2 separate regions of the Homo sapiens genome follow, and region 2 is linked to region 1. Evidence: chromatin loops called from intact Hi-C (ENCODE). Cell type or tissue: endothelial cell of umbilical vein. All regions are shown on one strand.

Region 1 (8,000 bases):
AAAGAAATGCCAAATACCAATTAACAAGCTAAACCTGATTCACACGTAAACAAGCTTGGGCTTGTATTTTTATGAAAAGTACTGACAAAATTAGTTTTGAAAATATTTAACTCCTATTGATTTAATTTTTAGATGTCTCATTACTAAGGCCTTCTTGTCCCTCCTATAAATCTGGTATCTGGACTCACTTTTCTCAGAAGAGGTATGGTTTTCTTCTTTGAGAGAAAAACAAAAGCATAAGTGGCTTTAGTTAAGCATCACTATCCAGCCCATTATTTTATCATAGCTGTGGTAATTAATACAGACTAATCTGCTTCTCTTCATGGTTCACACTTAACCATTTTTGTATTTTATTTGTTCATCAAATATATTTCCACAAAATACAGTTTGATTTGGATTTATTTGCCACCAATTTGAGAAATCAGTGTCATTCTTCACTGCTGTGAAATAGTATGTGAATAACTCATTTTCAGCTTTAAAATGCATCAGTGAGTCATGGAGGCTCATAAGAACCCTTTGACATAGTTTCCTGGAGAATTCTGAAAAATTTCATGTCTATTCTGAAGTGGCAACCTAAATCACTATTTCTTTTCGAGAAGTGCTTCCCAAACTTTAGTGTACATAAGAATCATCTGAGAGCTTGTTGAAATGCAGATTCCTGGGCCCTGCTTCTTGAGGTTCTGGTTCAGGAAATGTCGTGTGGTGCCTGAGATTTTTACATTTCCCAGATCAAGCTGAGGGATCTACTACCCTGGTACAGCTTCTGCCTCAGTCTCCTGGAAACACTGTTCACATGTCCTTTTTTTTTGTTTTTGTTTCTGTTTATTTTTTTGAGACAGAGTCTCCCTCTGTCACCCAGGCTGGAGTGCAGTGGTGTGATCTCAGCTCACTGCAAGCTCCACCTCCTGGGTTCACACCATTCTCCTGCCTCAGCCTCCCAAGTAGCTGGGACTACAGGTGCCTGCCACCATGCCTGACTAATTTTTTGTATTTTTAATAGAGACGGGGTTTCACCGTGTTAGCCAGGATGGTCTCGATCTCCTGACCTCGTGATCCGCCTGGGCCTCCCAAAGTGCTGGGATTACAGGCGTGAGCCACTGTGCCCAGACAACCACATGTCCTTTTAAACATACACAATACATGGATACGAAGTTCCAACCTTGCACATAGTAAAAAGGGATATTTTGCCATTTCACTGTCATCATTAACTATGTTACATAAAATAGATGTTCAGGAAATGATAGCGCGGTAGTTTCTATCACATGCATCACATGTTGATCCCTTCCCTCTGTAATTATGCCCAACTGAAAAGTTGTGCATTTGTACAAGAGAAAGCAATGACTTGTGCAGGAAACAAACTACTATAGAGCTTCATCGGTATTAAAATGTACATGTGTTTGTGAATTCTCATTATTAACTATAACTGTCCACAAAGCTCCAGTGACTCAGCTCTTCATCTCTAACATTTTGCAGACTGAATTGTTAGGTCTGTGGACAGACCTTTGGAGGATATAAGACAGCACGAATAAATAGTTAATATAGTATAAAATATAAATTATCTGTAGGCCAATTAAGGTCATGAACATTTTAGGGAGAAGGGCTTTAGGAGCCATGGCTTTAAGAACACCTCATATATCCTACGAAATGGTGATAGACAGCAATCAATTCGCTTGTAATCTAGCAAGGTATTAAGAAGTTTGAGCTTTCTGAAAGAGCTGAATGATAAGAGAGGTTTGACTAATGTTGGGAAAAGAAGCATGTCTTTTGCTTTGGAAAAAGAACCAAATTATTATGATCATTCTCCATTTATCAGTAAAATATTTTTTAGCACACACATGCTAATATATGCATATTTACTTATTTCTAAGTATTTATGCTCATCATTATAATCTATACATACTTTATACATAAATATTTCAAACGACACACTACAATATACATTTGGAAAATTGAGATAAAGATTAAATTTAAAAATTTGTCTTACCAATATCTGCATATTATCATTAATTCAAAGCAAAAAGCATAATTTACAGTTAAAGAAAGGGTTATCATTAACAATATTAAATGTGAATCCATTATTTAAGTGGACTTACTGATAATTTTAACTTTTTGGAAGAAAATGTGTCAATATAAATAGATAACATTTTCTTTAGTCTCCTAATGTGGCTTAATGCCCATAGTAGAAGTAGGGTAAATATTAGCTGTGCATTTTTTTGTTCTCTGCCTGTTCTTGTATTATTATATTACATTCAAGTGGTGGTTTCTTTGCTGGAATCTTTTTAAGCTTTCCATCTAAACCCTAGTTGGATATTTTCTCTTTTTCCTTCAACTTTCTTAGCACTCTTGATATGTGTATCATTTCTTTAGTCAATGATCAGTTACAATCTATAGATTCTTGGTTATCTATTTTTTTTTTTTTTTTTTTGAGACAGAGTCTCGCTCTGTCGCCCAGGTTAGAGTGCAGTGGCGCGATCTCAGCTCACTGCAAGCTCCGCCTTCCGGGTTCACGTCATTCTCCTGCCTCAGCCTCCCGAGTAGGTGGGACTAAAAGCGCCTGCCACTACGCCTGGCTCTTTTTTTTTTTTTTTTTTTTTTTGGTATTTTTAGTAGAGATGGGTTTTCACCGTGTTAGCCAGGATGGTCTCGATCTCCTGACCTTGTGATCCGCCCGCCTAAAGTGCTGGGATTACAGGCGTGAGCCACCGCGCCTGGCCAGATTATTGGTTATCTATTACTCCTTGCAATTTCATTACCGAGTGCCCAATCTTATCCATAGCAAATGCTTAACAAATATATATTAACTAATAAGTAATAGAGAGAGGAAGAACAATTTTCATATAAATGCATAATAAGAGACAAAAGAAGCTTTTCATTTTTAGTTAGGAATTAAATCTATCATGTTTTTTCTTTTTTAAAAAAGGCTTTAATTTTAATTAATTTTCAGCAATAATATAATAAAAGATTGTTTTTCTGTGAAACTTCATGCCATGCCAACAGGATGATGACTCATACGCCACTAGAAATCTGACACATCACATTACTTTCACTTATTTTTATAGCATGTAAATTGTCTCACATCCGATAAGTCGGCAACAGAAGAACTCCCTGGAGATGGACTAAAATAATTCAGGAGGAGCAAGTGTCTTTAAATCTAAAAAATATTCAGAAAATATCTGCTTTGAATGTAATAGAAAGAGGGTAATAAATGTACATTACTGAGTCTCTTTTACTAGTGTTACAATATATAAGCACATCTATAATTCTGGCATTTCATAAAAGCATTGATTTTTAAAGTAAACGTATTGATATTAGTTTTAGCAATAGAAAATGACAACTATTTCACAGTAACATCTACAACTTCACAAGCTGGGAAACTTCCCTAAAATGTATTTATTTTAAATTGAAAAAAATCTAAAATTACGTATACTGACTCATTTGAAAAATAGCAATAGAATCAATGAATTCAGAGCAACAAAGCTAAATTTGGCAAAAATATTTGTTAAAAAATCAGAAGACAGATTTTATACACACTCATAACCCCTTCTCCTTTGAAGAGTCTTATATTGTGAATGATTGGTTTTGCAGGTTTATTATACAATCTTCTGTTAAAATAAAGTTAACAAAAATTTATTTTTCATTCAAAAGTTAATTTAGACATGACAAACCTAAAATCCTCCAAAAATGTCTTGTGATAGTTTTGTTGACAACAGCCTGGGACTTTCTGTACTTTTTGAACTTTACCCCCCTGTATGGGAGGAAGTCAAATAGCCACAGGTATCCCTTAGAAGTTTTAATGAGGTCCATTTATTTTTATTTCCCTTCTATTCTTAGGTATTTTCCATTGTTAGCAGGTCTGTGGACAAAAGCATTTAGTTAGGCATGAGCTTCTAAATCCAATTTATCTTTCGTTTGGAAAAAAATAGAAAGAACTTGTACTTTTTATTTTTATGCCATGCATAAAGAACCAACACACCAAACTCATGAAAACCCAAATTACTGATACAAGTTGAGAGTAAAATGTGGCTAATTTTTTTTTTTTTCTCCCAGATAGCAACCACTACCAGTGTTGAACACAGGGGTGCAAATGAGACCACATTGTCTCGGACATCTGCTGCTGTATTGGTATGGGAGCATGACTCAGAGGAAGAAATGAATAAAGTGTTTATACCCAAAGGGATTATAAATATTCTGGAATATAAAGACTGATAGAAGATTACCAAAGGGCTCACTTAACAAAGTGTGGAAATTTAACTCCATAACTACATGTAATAGCTGATCATAAAACAGTAATACATTACGGCACATATTAAGATTCTAGAGTCCTTTTTAACCCTTAACATCCCTAATTCTCCCAGACAAAATGTGGCAAACTCCCTGAAATTTTTAACAATACCATGTGTGAGTCAATTGAGAAAGAATTCCTAATAGAGGTTAAAACCACAATAGCCTCTGAGCATGCTAGGAGGGAAAATAGGTAGACATTAAATTTAAAAACATATTTCCTGCCCTTTCAGATAGGGGATATGTTGTGATATGGACATAGACACACATACACCATAAAGTCTAAAACTGTGCTATTACATAAGGTGACATATCAGGGCAGATAATATATTTATTTTTAAACCTTCAGTGTTAATCAGCTTAACTGACCAACAACAATTATACCTCTCCTAGAGACAATCATTTTTACAGTCAAGGCATATTTAAATGCCAGAATAAATACCCACATTCACATGTACACACTAGAGGAAAAAATAAAGTCTTTTAGGAAAATAAAAGATAAAAATGTGAGGAAAGGGTTTATAGTAGATAATTCTAGCATATTATCATTCCTGCTTTAAGTGGTGTGATCTTTGAAACTCATTTAATCCTGGAAACACTTTAGAGAGCTTCAAAACCTATTTTGGAATTTGCCTAACTCAGAAGAAGGCAAAATATCATATAATCAAAGAAAAGATTTTTGCTGTGGTAAAACATAGATAAAATTAAAAACCATAACAAGTGGTCTGATAGATTAGCATTTCAGCTGCCATCAACACAGCACAAAATTTCCTATAGTCAAGTGAAACTCCTTGTGGGATATATATGAGTACCAAGGAACTTCCAGTCCACACAAAGAGAATCACTTCTGTAGAATCTTTGGATGATAAGGCTAAGGGGAAGGCATGCTGAGGCAAACAGAATCCAAGACAGAGAGAGCTTGGTTCTTACAGCGATCTATAATTGGTGATACGCACAGGGTGGTCTCTGGGCCAACAGCATTAACATTGCCTCGTGTGGCAGGCAGAATAATGGCTCCACAAAAATATCCACAATTGATTCCTGGAAACTTGTGAATATGTTACCTTACATGGCAAACGGGACTTTGCCGATGTGATTATATTAAGGGTCTTGAGAGGGAAAGAGCATCTTGAATTATCCAGATGAGTCCATTGTAAGCACAAGAGTCTTTATAAGTGAAAGACAAAGGCAGGAGAGTCAGGGGTCAGAGTCAGAAAGATATTAATATTTGAAGATGCTACTTTGATGAAGACACTTTGAAGACAGTGGAAGGAAGCATGAGCCAAAGAATGCAGACAGTGTCTAGAAGCTGGAAGAGGCATGGAGACTGATATGGTATGGCTGTGTCCACACCCAAATCTCTTCTGGAGTTCCCATGTGTTGTAGAAGGGACCTGGTGGGAGGTAAATGAATCACGGGAGCAAGTCTTTCTCATGCTGTTCTTGAGATGGTACATAGGTCTCATAAGATCTGATGGTTTTAAAAAGAGAAGTTCCCTTGTATAAGCTCTTTCTTTGCCTGCTGCCATTCATGTAAGAGATGACTTGCTTTTTCTTGCCCTCACTCATGATTGTGAGGCTTCTCCAGCCATGTGGAAATGTAAGTCCAATTAAACCTCTTTCTTTTGTAATTTGCCCAGTCTTGGGTATGTCTTTATCAGCAGCATGAAAATGGACTAATACAGAGACAAAGTCTCCCCTAGAGCACCCAGAAAGAGAACACCTTTATTTTGGTCCAGGCAGACCTGTTTCTGACTTCTGATCTCCAGAATCATACGATAATAAATTTGTGTTGTTTCAATCACTTAATTTTGGGTAATTTGTCAGGGCAGCAATAGGAAACTAATACATCTATGAACTTTTTAGAACTATGAATTCCCAGGAACTACTCAAGACTTGATGAATCAAAAACCTAGAGGAAAGGAGCAGAAAACTATTTTTAACAAGCCTTTCAAGTGATGCTGATGCACATGAAATGTTGAGAACTACTGCTCTATCTCAATTCCTCTTCTTCTACACTGAATTTTGCTTAAATATACAGTACACAATATGCATTTTTTGGACCATGCCATACTGAAGAAATTAATTACAAAATGAATAAAATTAAAATTAAAAGACCTATATCAGTTATCTATTTTTGTGTAATAAATTAGCACAAACTTAGCAGCTTAAAACATTTATTCCACAGTTTCTGTGGATCAGGAATTTGTGCAAAAATCAGCTGGTTGGCCAGTTTCTGTGGATCAGGAATTTGTGCAAAAATCAGCTGGTCAGGAGTTTGAGACTTGCCTGACCAACATGGTGAAACCCTATCTCAAGTAAAAATACAAAATTAGCTGGATGTGGTGGCACATGCCTGTAATCCTAGCTACTCGGGAGGCTGAGGCAGGAGAATCACTTGAACCCAGGAGGTGGAGGTTACAGTGAGCCAGGATCACACCACTGCACACCAACCTAGGCAACAATAGCGAAACTCTGTCTCAAAAAAAAAAAAAAAAAAAAAAAAAAAAGCACCTGGGTCCTTTGTTTCAAGGTCTCTCACAAGGCTGCAATCAGAGTATCAGCCAGGGCTGGGGCTCATCTGAAGGCTCAACTGGGTAAATATCCACTTTGTGCTTACTTACAAGAAGTCTGCAAAACTTCAGTTCCTCAAGTGCTCTGGGACCAAGGGCCTCAGTTCCTAGGAGGCTATTGGCCAGAAGCCTCATTTTCTTGCCACATGGCAAGATATTTACCCTTTTTGGTAAATATGACAGCCAGGATAAAGAAGAATCTTTTATAGACTACCAAGCTATTAACCATAGACTATAGCTATCAAGATGAAAGTTAGTTTCTTCTAAACTAATCACAGAAGAGAAATCCCATTCTATTCTATCCCATCTCACTCTTTTCTATTGGTTAGAAGCAAGTCACTGAGCTAGCCCACACTTGAGGGGAGGGGATTACACAAGAGTAAGAATACTAGGAGCGCCGGGCACGGTGGCTCACACCTGTAATCCCAGCACTTTGGGAGGCCGAGGTGGGTAGATCATGAGGTCAGGAGATCGAGACCATCCTGGCTAACATGGTGAAACTCCTTCTCTACTAAAAATACAAAAAATTAGCCAGGCATGGTGATGGACGCCTGTAGTCCCAACTACTTGGGAGGCTGAGGCAGGAGAATGGCGTGAACCCGGGAGGCGGAGCTTGTAGTGAGCCAAGATGGCACCACTGCACTCCAGCCTGGGTGACAGAGTGAGACACCATCTCAAAAAAAAAAAAAGAATACCAGGAGTTGGAAACTATTAGAGGCCATGAGAGAATTTGCTTGCTACAGGCCCCAAAATAGTTAAGAACATGTTACAACCAAATAGAATATTTTAATATTTTATTTTTCCTATATTATTTTTCCTGAATTTATACATTCTTTTAGAAAATTTATGTCAGAAAACAGATTCCTACAGCTCTTTCAGCAACTACATTTCTCTTCTTACTCAGATTTTCCCAGAGGACTTAGACTCTAAAGCCATCCCCCAAGATACTATTTCATTCAAGTCTGTTCGTGTGTCTTTGGCATGAAATCTACCTGACATTAAATATATTACAAATAAATTTAAGAATTATGACCATAAATTGAATGATTCTCATGTCAAAGTGTTGTACAAATTAAAATTATTAACATAAAATTTACAGAAAGTAATCCAGGAATACTACATTCAGAATCACATTAAGCAATAACAA
Region 2 (8,000 bases), 54 kb after region 1:
GTAGTCATTTGTTAAGTAGTAGGAAACTGATGTCCCTTCTTTTCCTAAACAGGCCAGAGATTCTATATCTGTCCAAAGCCTCTCACAAAGGGTGTCTACAACTCCAAATTTCTTCTTCTCCTTTTTTTTTTTTTTTTTTTTTTTTTTTTTGAGGTGGAGTCTCACTCTTGTTGCACAGGCTAGAGTACAATGGCATGATCTTGGCTCATTAAAACCTCTGTCTCCCAGGTTTAAGTGATTCTCCTGCCTCAGCCTCCTGAGTAGCTGGGATTACAGGTGCCCACCACCATGCTTGGCTAATTTTTGTATTTTTAGTGGAGACGGGGTTTCATCATGTTGGCCAGGCTGGTGTCGAACTCCTGACCTCAGGTGATCCACCTGCCTCGGCCTCCCAAAGTGCTTGGATTACAGGTGTGAGCCACGGCGCCCAACCTACAACTCCAAAATTCTGTAGTTATTTCTGGTTAATTTTATAAAAGATAACCTTACTGTACTTTAGCTGTTTTGCTGTAAGTTCCCATAGTAGTAATTTTGCAATGGAAGAACTAGTCCCCAACGTATTCACCACTTATTTGTTCGCTTATCTTTTCACAGTGGCATTTGAGAATGTAAATTATGTTTGTCTTTTTCACAGCTGTATCCTTAGCACAAGTTCAGTGCCTGACATACAGTAGGTATGCCCTATTCCAGCATTTTTTTTAAGTATTAAATCTCCTTGCTTCACTCTTAAGAACACAAACAAGAGAGATGGAACATAGATTTCCTTTTCAAGTTCATAATGACCCAAGAAAAGAAGGTCTAAGTAACAATCCTGTCACTGTTCCCAAGGGCCTTCTCTTATGTCAATAATTTTTGTTAACCTAACTCAGCAGTTATCCCTCTCATGCTATGAAACTGTCTCCTCATTGGTAAAATGAGGGCAAATGAGACAAGAGCAAAATTCTAGACTTCCTGAAAATTGGGCTATGAGATAAGGGAAGGAGTTTGTGAAAGTTTTCATTTAATTTAAAGAAACAAGAGAACATGGTAAGAATTGTACCTGGATGGTTATGCAGCAACAATACTTTTTCAACATGAAACTTAACACACTTTCCAGAAAACTGCAAGTACTATACAGGTGACCCTTGAACAACACAGGTTTGAACTGTATGGGTCCACTTACTGACATTTCATCTTCCTCAGTAGTCTGCAAGGTAGACAGAACTTGGAGCTATTCATCTATAGGTGCCTCAATTTGATTATCTAGATGAGGGTATAACAGCTACAAATTTCCTCTCATATACATTTCCACAGCCCTTATCAGCTAGTCATAGGACTGAGCCCAAATGGAAATCACATTCCAGGAATAGCCCCATATGGCTTATGTGCCAGATAGGCTTGAAATCATCAAGCCATACAAACAGGCAATACTGGCTCACACTAACATTTCCACAGTGTTACTTTTTCTAACTCTTCGTGGCATCAATGGTGTTATACGTGGGTATATTGATATAAACAAATTGTACACATAACATATTGAACTCTTAGTAGTATAGATGATATGACTTATAGAAAATGCTTCAGAACTTCCAGCTTATAGAACCTATATAAAAGCCCATTTTCTCCTTCATTGACACTTAATGCAGACAAAAAGAAGTTAACTGCTTCCCCACTTCTCCAAAATTGTTATGAAGGACATTGAGATACCATGTGTTTATTATTATGAATATATTTAGGTTTAAAAAATTCATGGAGCATCATGGGATTTTCAGCTTTAATCATGAGACTGGCTTTTGCCAGGACCTTACTGAAGAACCCAACAAAACTGCCCAAGCTGATGAAAAACAACTTCTCTGGCAACAAAGCTCTTAATCTTCCAAACCACAAGTTCATAACCAGAAAAATCACAACTTGATTCTATCATAACCAGAAAAATATTTACCCTCAAATTGCTTCAATACTCCGAATTCATCAACAAAGTGTCATGTCAAACGTCTAGTTTTGCTTCCTTTATTAAAGGTTTTCCTGATGTATGAAAAGTCATTTCAATTAAAATGGAAATGAATACCTAATATATATATATTAATTACTCTCTAAAGTCTCACTGCTTCTCCATATAAACTTTAAATTTTTTTTCATAAATTCATCATAAATTTTAAGTAATGGTTATAGAAAATGAGATATTCAACATGATGGGGAAGTAGCACTCTCCTCTATCTTTAACCCTATCAGTTTGAAATTATCAGAAATATTTATATTTATTATAGCTCTTTCTCTAAACTTAGCTTTTATTTTGCAGCAAATAAAGGCACAGTATCATTTTCCTCATACCTAATGTATATCTAGTCTATTCAGCCATAGTCTTTTATTTCATCCTTGCAATGACCGTTTCATTGGAACACCTGAGAAGAAAAGTGACTCACCTCCCAGTGAGATACTATGCCAAGGTTCAAACCACCATTAACACACTGTCCCCATGGCTTTGGAGAGAAAACTAGGTCACAGTGATAATGGAAAGGAAAGAAATCGAGTAGTCAAGTCTGACTTTTCTATCAGCCTCATAGGGCTCTGAGTCAAGGTTTATGCACCAGCACTAAACCTTCTGAGAAAGCAGCTACCCATTCTGAGATGGGACTGCACGTGTTAGATGGGGTCCTTGAATGAGCAGCCACTACTACAATGACAGTGTGCAGCCAGCATCTGGGACAGCTCAGATTCCTTGCTCCATCTGTACACTGAGTCAGACTCAGGTGAAGGAGACCTAAATGATAAAGAAAGTATTCAGGGATGACAGCCAAAGGGAGGGCCAGGTCTCCTGGGAAACTTGGGGTTTAGGCCTTATGAAGACAGGTTCTTATTAACAAGAAGTCATTCTAGTTTCCTTCCTGAAGGAGGAATGTAGATTCAGATACTGACAGATTTTAATTTTCTCAAGATTACTGAGTCTACAGAACCACTTTAATGTGGCTTTTTGCCACATTTATAGCACAGAACAGGTCGGCTGTCCTCTGTTCTCGGATTTCTTTTCCTACTTGGCAATTCCATTTCCTCCTGACTCAAATGTGCTTCCTCTCTTTGGGAAGGCACAGGATGCCACTGACTCAGCACCAGAAGAATGTGTGCTTTGGGTTGTTTCGCCAACCACGGGCATGAGCTGAGTGAAAGAAGGAAGTAAAGGAAGAGGTGGGGCACCCACTGCTGGCTCAGCTTCTACCTCCTTCACTTGCAAGCTGCCTAACCTTGGGCAAATCATGCTGGTGTCTTATACCCTGTGTTTGTAGAAAATGAGAGTGGGGGAGGTGACAACATCTCGCCTTTGAAGCAGAGGTGGTTAATACTATGGGCTTCTGGAAGTCCCTTCCAAGTTAAAGTCCAAAAGTATGAAAGTAGTAATATCTAATATAATTAACTGTCTATTGTGTTCCAAGGTCCTTGTTGATCACCTTACATAAAATATCTCGATTCCTCACAAGATCCTACATGGTGGGTATCACTGGCCACATTTTTCAGAGAAAAACTCTCAGAAGAAAGTTGAATAAATTACAGTGGTTGGGTAAAGCTTTCAGTTCTTGGTGTATATGACTCCCAAATTTGTTTTCTGTCCTTTGTGCAAGGCTGTTCTTAGGTCTATGATATATACTATATGTGATCAATGTTCCCTGTAATTCTTTCAGGTTGACAGTAGCCAGCCATGTTTCATGAACAACAGCCTTTGATGGCTGAGTATGCATGAGAGGAATTTCATGTTGCAATTAAAATTATAATAAGATTAATCAGACACATATTTAATGATATGTATAACAGCTATTGTGCTACACATCATTAGGCAAAAGTGGTAAGCCATTCAAATGAATGAAAATAATTATTTTTACACTGCTGAAGCATGCATGGCTGTAATCAGACAGGAATTGAGATGAGATGAAAAAACTGTTAGAATAAAAATATAAAAATAATTGTTCTATTTATTAAATGTACTGCTAATCTCCAAGCATTATGCTAGGTATTTTATATGTGTTATCTCATTTAATCCCCCTAACAACAATATGAGAAATATATATATATTTTTAACAGATGAGGAAACTGAGGCTCAGGGAAGTTGAGAAAATTTTTCAGGGTTGTTAATCTAGTAGAGATTGGGATGAAATGCCAATATAGGAAATGTCACATAACATCATTTCTCTTATGCACTGTGCCCCTCAGCCACCTCTAAATGGAAGAACCACTCACTCATTCTTCCCTCTCATTTCACCAGGTTTGCTTTTAATAGGATGCACTGCTTTACCTTCAACTAAATTGGTGTTAGAATGCCACTGTTCATTCTGCCTGTATTACTAGTTGTAATATGTAGGTGTTATGGACTGAATGTGTCCAGAAAATTCATATATAGAAGCCCTATCTCCCAACGTGATAGTATTTGGAAGTAGGGCTCTTGGGAGGTAATTGAGTTTAGATTAGGTCCTGAAAGTGGGACCCTCATGATGGGATTACTGCCACTATAAGGAAATGAAGAAACACAAGATCTTCACCCCAGCCCTGCAGCTGTCTATAAGCCAGGAAAAAGGCTCTCACCAGGAACCAGATACGCTGGTATCTTGAACTTGGGCTTCCAGTCTCCAGAACTGTGAGAAATAAATGTCTGTTGTTTAAACCACCCAGGATATGGTATTTTGCTATAGTGTCCTGAGCCGACCAAGACAATGAGTGACTTTCTAATCTCCTGTTCCATAAACAGAACTCCATTAATTTTTTACTAGGAGGGGAAAAAGCGGGGAGGAATGTATTAGTTAGGAAAGGCTAATTTATGCTTAGGATTTTGTAACACACGGATACAAAATTTCAGTGGCTTAGAGTTACAAATTATGTTCCATGTCTATCATTGAGAAATTGAGGTTGGGAAGGCCATCTCTCCCAGCGCTGGACAAATGCTGTTCCCAACGGTTCCCAAATGGAACAGTGCCGGTTATCTTAGCAGAGCAAAGAGAGGACTGCAAAACCTTTGCTCTCTCCTCAATGCTACATGCCAGAGAAAGTGAGGTTCAGGTCAGCCAGAAACCCATTTGGGATCAGCACCCCAGTAGTTCAGCAGACAAGAAGTTTTCTTATTGATTAAAATAGACATCTGGAAATGAATAAAAATTCCAAAGAGAAACTTCACTAGCTTTGCAATTTTTCTTTGAAATCTGCTCTGACTTTACAGGTCAATTCAGGTATCACTTAACATTGTCCATTCTCTCTCCTGTCTCCATCCTTTCTTCACCACCAATGTCTAGGACTCTGAGACTAAGCAGGGAAGAGTGTTGAGATACCCTGATAGGTACATTGTAGTGCTTTGCATGTCCTCATAGACACAAACAGCATTTGTTTACAAAGTGTATTGTTCCCTTAGTGGTGGGGAATATCTATAGATTTGTGGAAACTTCTTGTATCCTAGGATATGCCCAATCACAATGCTTGTCTTGGTAAGACAGAAAACTAAATGGTCTGAAGTAGGGATAAATATTGACTTGGTTAATCTGCTGCATGCATGCACTGATATGAAAAATAAGTACCAAGGGGTTCTGAATTTATTTATGTTTCTAGATAAATAGAATACATATATTGAACTTAATACCAAGAATAAGTAGCAGTGACTAACTTCCTTTCCTGTCAGTCAGTTAAGCAATATTATTGACAATGTATGTACTGAACATTTCACAGTACAGAGGGGGTGGGTCTGAGCCAGGGATCCAAAGGCCCAAGGCATCTACCTCCAATTAGGTGATGTGATATTTCTGGACCTCAATTTCTTAATGCAAACAGTAAGAATGAATGAGATATATCTCAGGTCCTCAGGAACCATAACACAGTATTATCTCTTCTCAGGCTTAAATTACATTGCAAAAGTTTTTGTTAGTTTTGGTAGGTGAAAGCTTCCAGGAAGAGGATGAAGAGGAGGAAGGAAGAAACACTTATGTTCCCAGTCTGATAAAGGATGTCAGGTTTGCGTGAGAAAAATAATAAAGATGGTTTTGGCTTGCAAAGATTCAATGGACTAGAATCCATGCAGTATAAAGGTGGCACTGCAGAGTTAAGATGCTTTAGATTTCCCTAGGGAGTTGGGTCAGATGGACTGTTTTGGCCTCAACTTCTTTACTCCTTCCTTTGATGCATTTCTTTTGTCTAGGGAGGATGATTTAAAGAGTAGTTACTGATAGAGACAGAGTCACTAAAAGCTACTGGGAACAGGCTCTCCCAGCATTAGTAAGGTTTTACAATTCTAGTGCTGAAAAGGAATCTTTTCTATTTGAGCCTAGGTCCATGACACCAGCTGACATATCTCTCTTTGCCTTTCTCCTGCCTGCTTTATTCTAAGTTCACTCCTTTTCTTGTACCTCTGCCTCCGAATTTCCAGTACAAAGCTCTTTCTGATAATTATGTTTGCACTCCTCTGTGCCACTACTGTGACCCAACAATGAAGTGTGACCATTCTGACTTCCAGATTGCCAGCTCAAAATATCAATTCTGTTGATCTGTTTTTTCTTCTACGCTCAGAAGACCTGGAACCATGGTAGGAAGTGGGACAGGGAGCATTTGGACAAGCTGTTCAAGAACTGATCATGCTCATGTGTATGGGAAAACAGATGGAGGAAGAGAAATTCCTGAAGAGCACAAGACTGGTGGGGCAAGGAACAAGCCTACTGAGATGAGTTGCAGATTTGAAGATGGGAGAAATGGTTTCGTTGTCTACCATGTAAAAACTCATTTATGCAAGATGCTTGATATCTGAATTTCAATTTCTTCATTATCAAAATGAATATTAAAAATACTCTACTTCTTAGAGTTGTCAAAAAGATACGGAGATGTGAATAATTTGAAATTATTATCTATATGTAAAGTATTACTATATTTACTATCCTTATCAAATATTTATCCTACTGTCTAACACATTAAATGGACAAAATAGAACATTTGAAGGGTGTAGATCTTGAAAGTTTAATTTTACATAAAAAAGGCCAGAAACCTTTCCTAAGAAAAATGTACATATTGCAAAATGTAGCATATGATTTCAATGGGGCCCACAAACCTTTGAAGGCTAGCTGTGGATCTTCAGAGTGAAACAAAACAAAGTAAAATGCCCTAAGATATGAAAAGCTTACCTTTAAGTAGAAATATTCTGGGTACTTTTCTTCTTTTAAATTATCAACTTTATTGTATGATTTGTTCTATAGATTATCTATTTATTGTTCATTTCTAAACCTTAGGATTCCGAAATCTTCAGCAAAATAAATTACTCAACAGGTAACTAATAGTGTGGCTGAAGGAGGGACAGGAGTTGTTTTGATTATTTCATTTGTTTCTATGAGACCTGTTTGGAAAGCTAGGCTGGCAGAAGCACAGCATTTTTACAGATACCCCATCAACTAAAAATGCATATGTATAGAAAAAGAGAGATCACTGATATTATATATATAATACACATGCATGCATGCATATATACACATAATGTATACATATGAACATATATGCATGTGTATACATATAGATATATGAAATATAGATCTATATCTACATTATATATTATGTATTAGGAAATACAGATGTATAAAATGAAAGTATTTTAGTAAATGGCTGAATCTAGAATTCCCAAGTAAAGCTGTAATTGTCACTTCCCTCTTTATTCTGTGCAGATACTAAGGAACCATTATCAAAGGGCCAGTAATCCTTTGGCCATTTTTTTATTTTTCATTTTCTAAGGATAGCTTGTTTTGTAAGTTTCCTCTATGTTATTGGCATTATGTTACTGGAAAGCTTTTAATTCAATAAATATTTGGCAAGTATATATTGTGCCAAGAATAGAGATATTAATTTTTAGAAAGACTCAAGCATGAGACATAAACGTTTGAAAGAATGAGTCGTACTTTGGAAAGTACAATATAACAAGAGCAGTGCCTACTTTGTTTGTGCAAAAAAGGAGGTAATTAACATTACCTGAGAGGGATCAAGAGATGGCTTTTCAGAAGGTGACCTGCAACATCGATATC

Evidence for each region. Hi-C counts contacts between places; a loop is a spot of excess contacts. Peaks named below come from ENCODE experiments on the same cell type or tissue, not always from the same donor. Only the 100,000 strongest peaks of a DNase experiment are listed, where the experiment ranks them.
Region 2: it touches region 1 in a loop (7-fold over the local background); 4 of 110 quality-filtered maps call a loop at or near these places.

Annotation. Positions count from the first base shown.
Region 1 is chr2:146,817,839-146,825,838 of GRCh38, forward strand. No RefSeq gene overlaps it. Among named protein-coding and RNA genes, the nearest start is that of LINC01911, 16 kb to the right of the region's middle. RefSeq lists an enhancer at 3,505-4,116. In endothelial cell of umbilical vein, CTCF peaks have their summits at 4,070 and 4,269; DNase peaks (open chromatin) are centred at 3,043 and 4,143; H3K27ac peaks cover 3,021 bases.
Region 2 is chr2:146,871,412-146,879,411 of GRCh38, forward strand. LINC01911 (long intergenic non-protein coding RNA 1911) reads left to right here. Exons shown (of 7, transcript NR_187170.1): 7 at 6,511-6,809. Among named protein-coding and RNA genes, the nearest start is that of LINC01911, 38 kb to the left of the region's middle. In endothelial cell of umbilical vein, no CTCF peak of the experiment used is centred here; a DNase peak (open chromatin) is centred at 3,080; H3K27ac peaks cover 1,479 bases.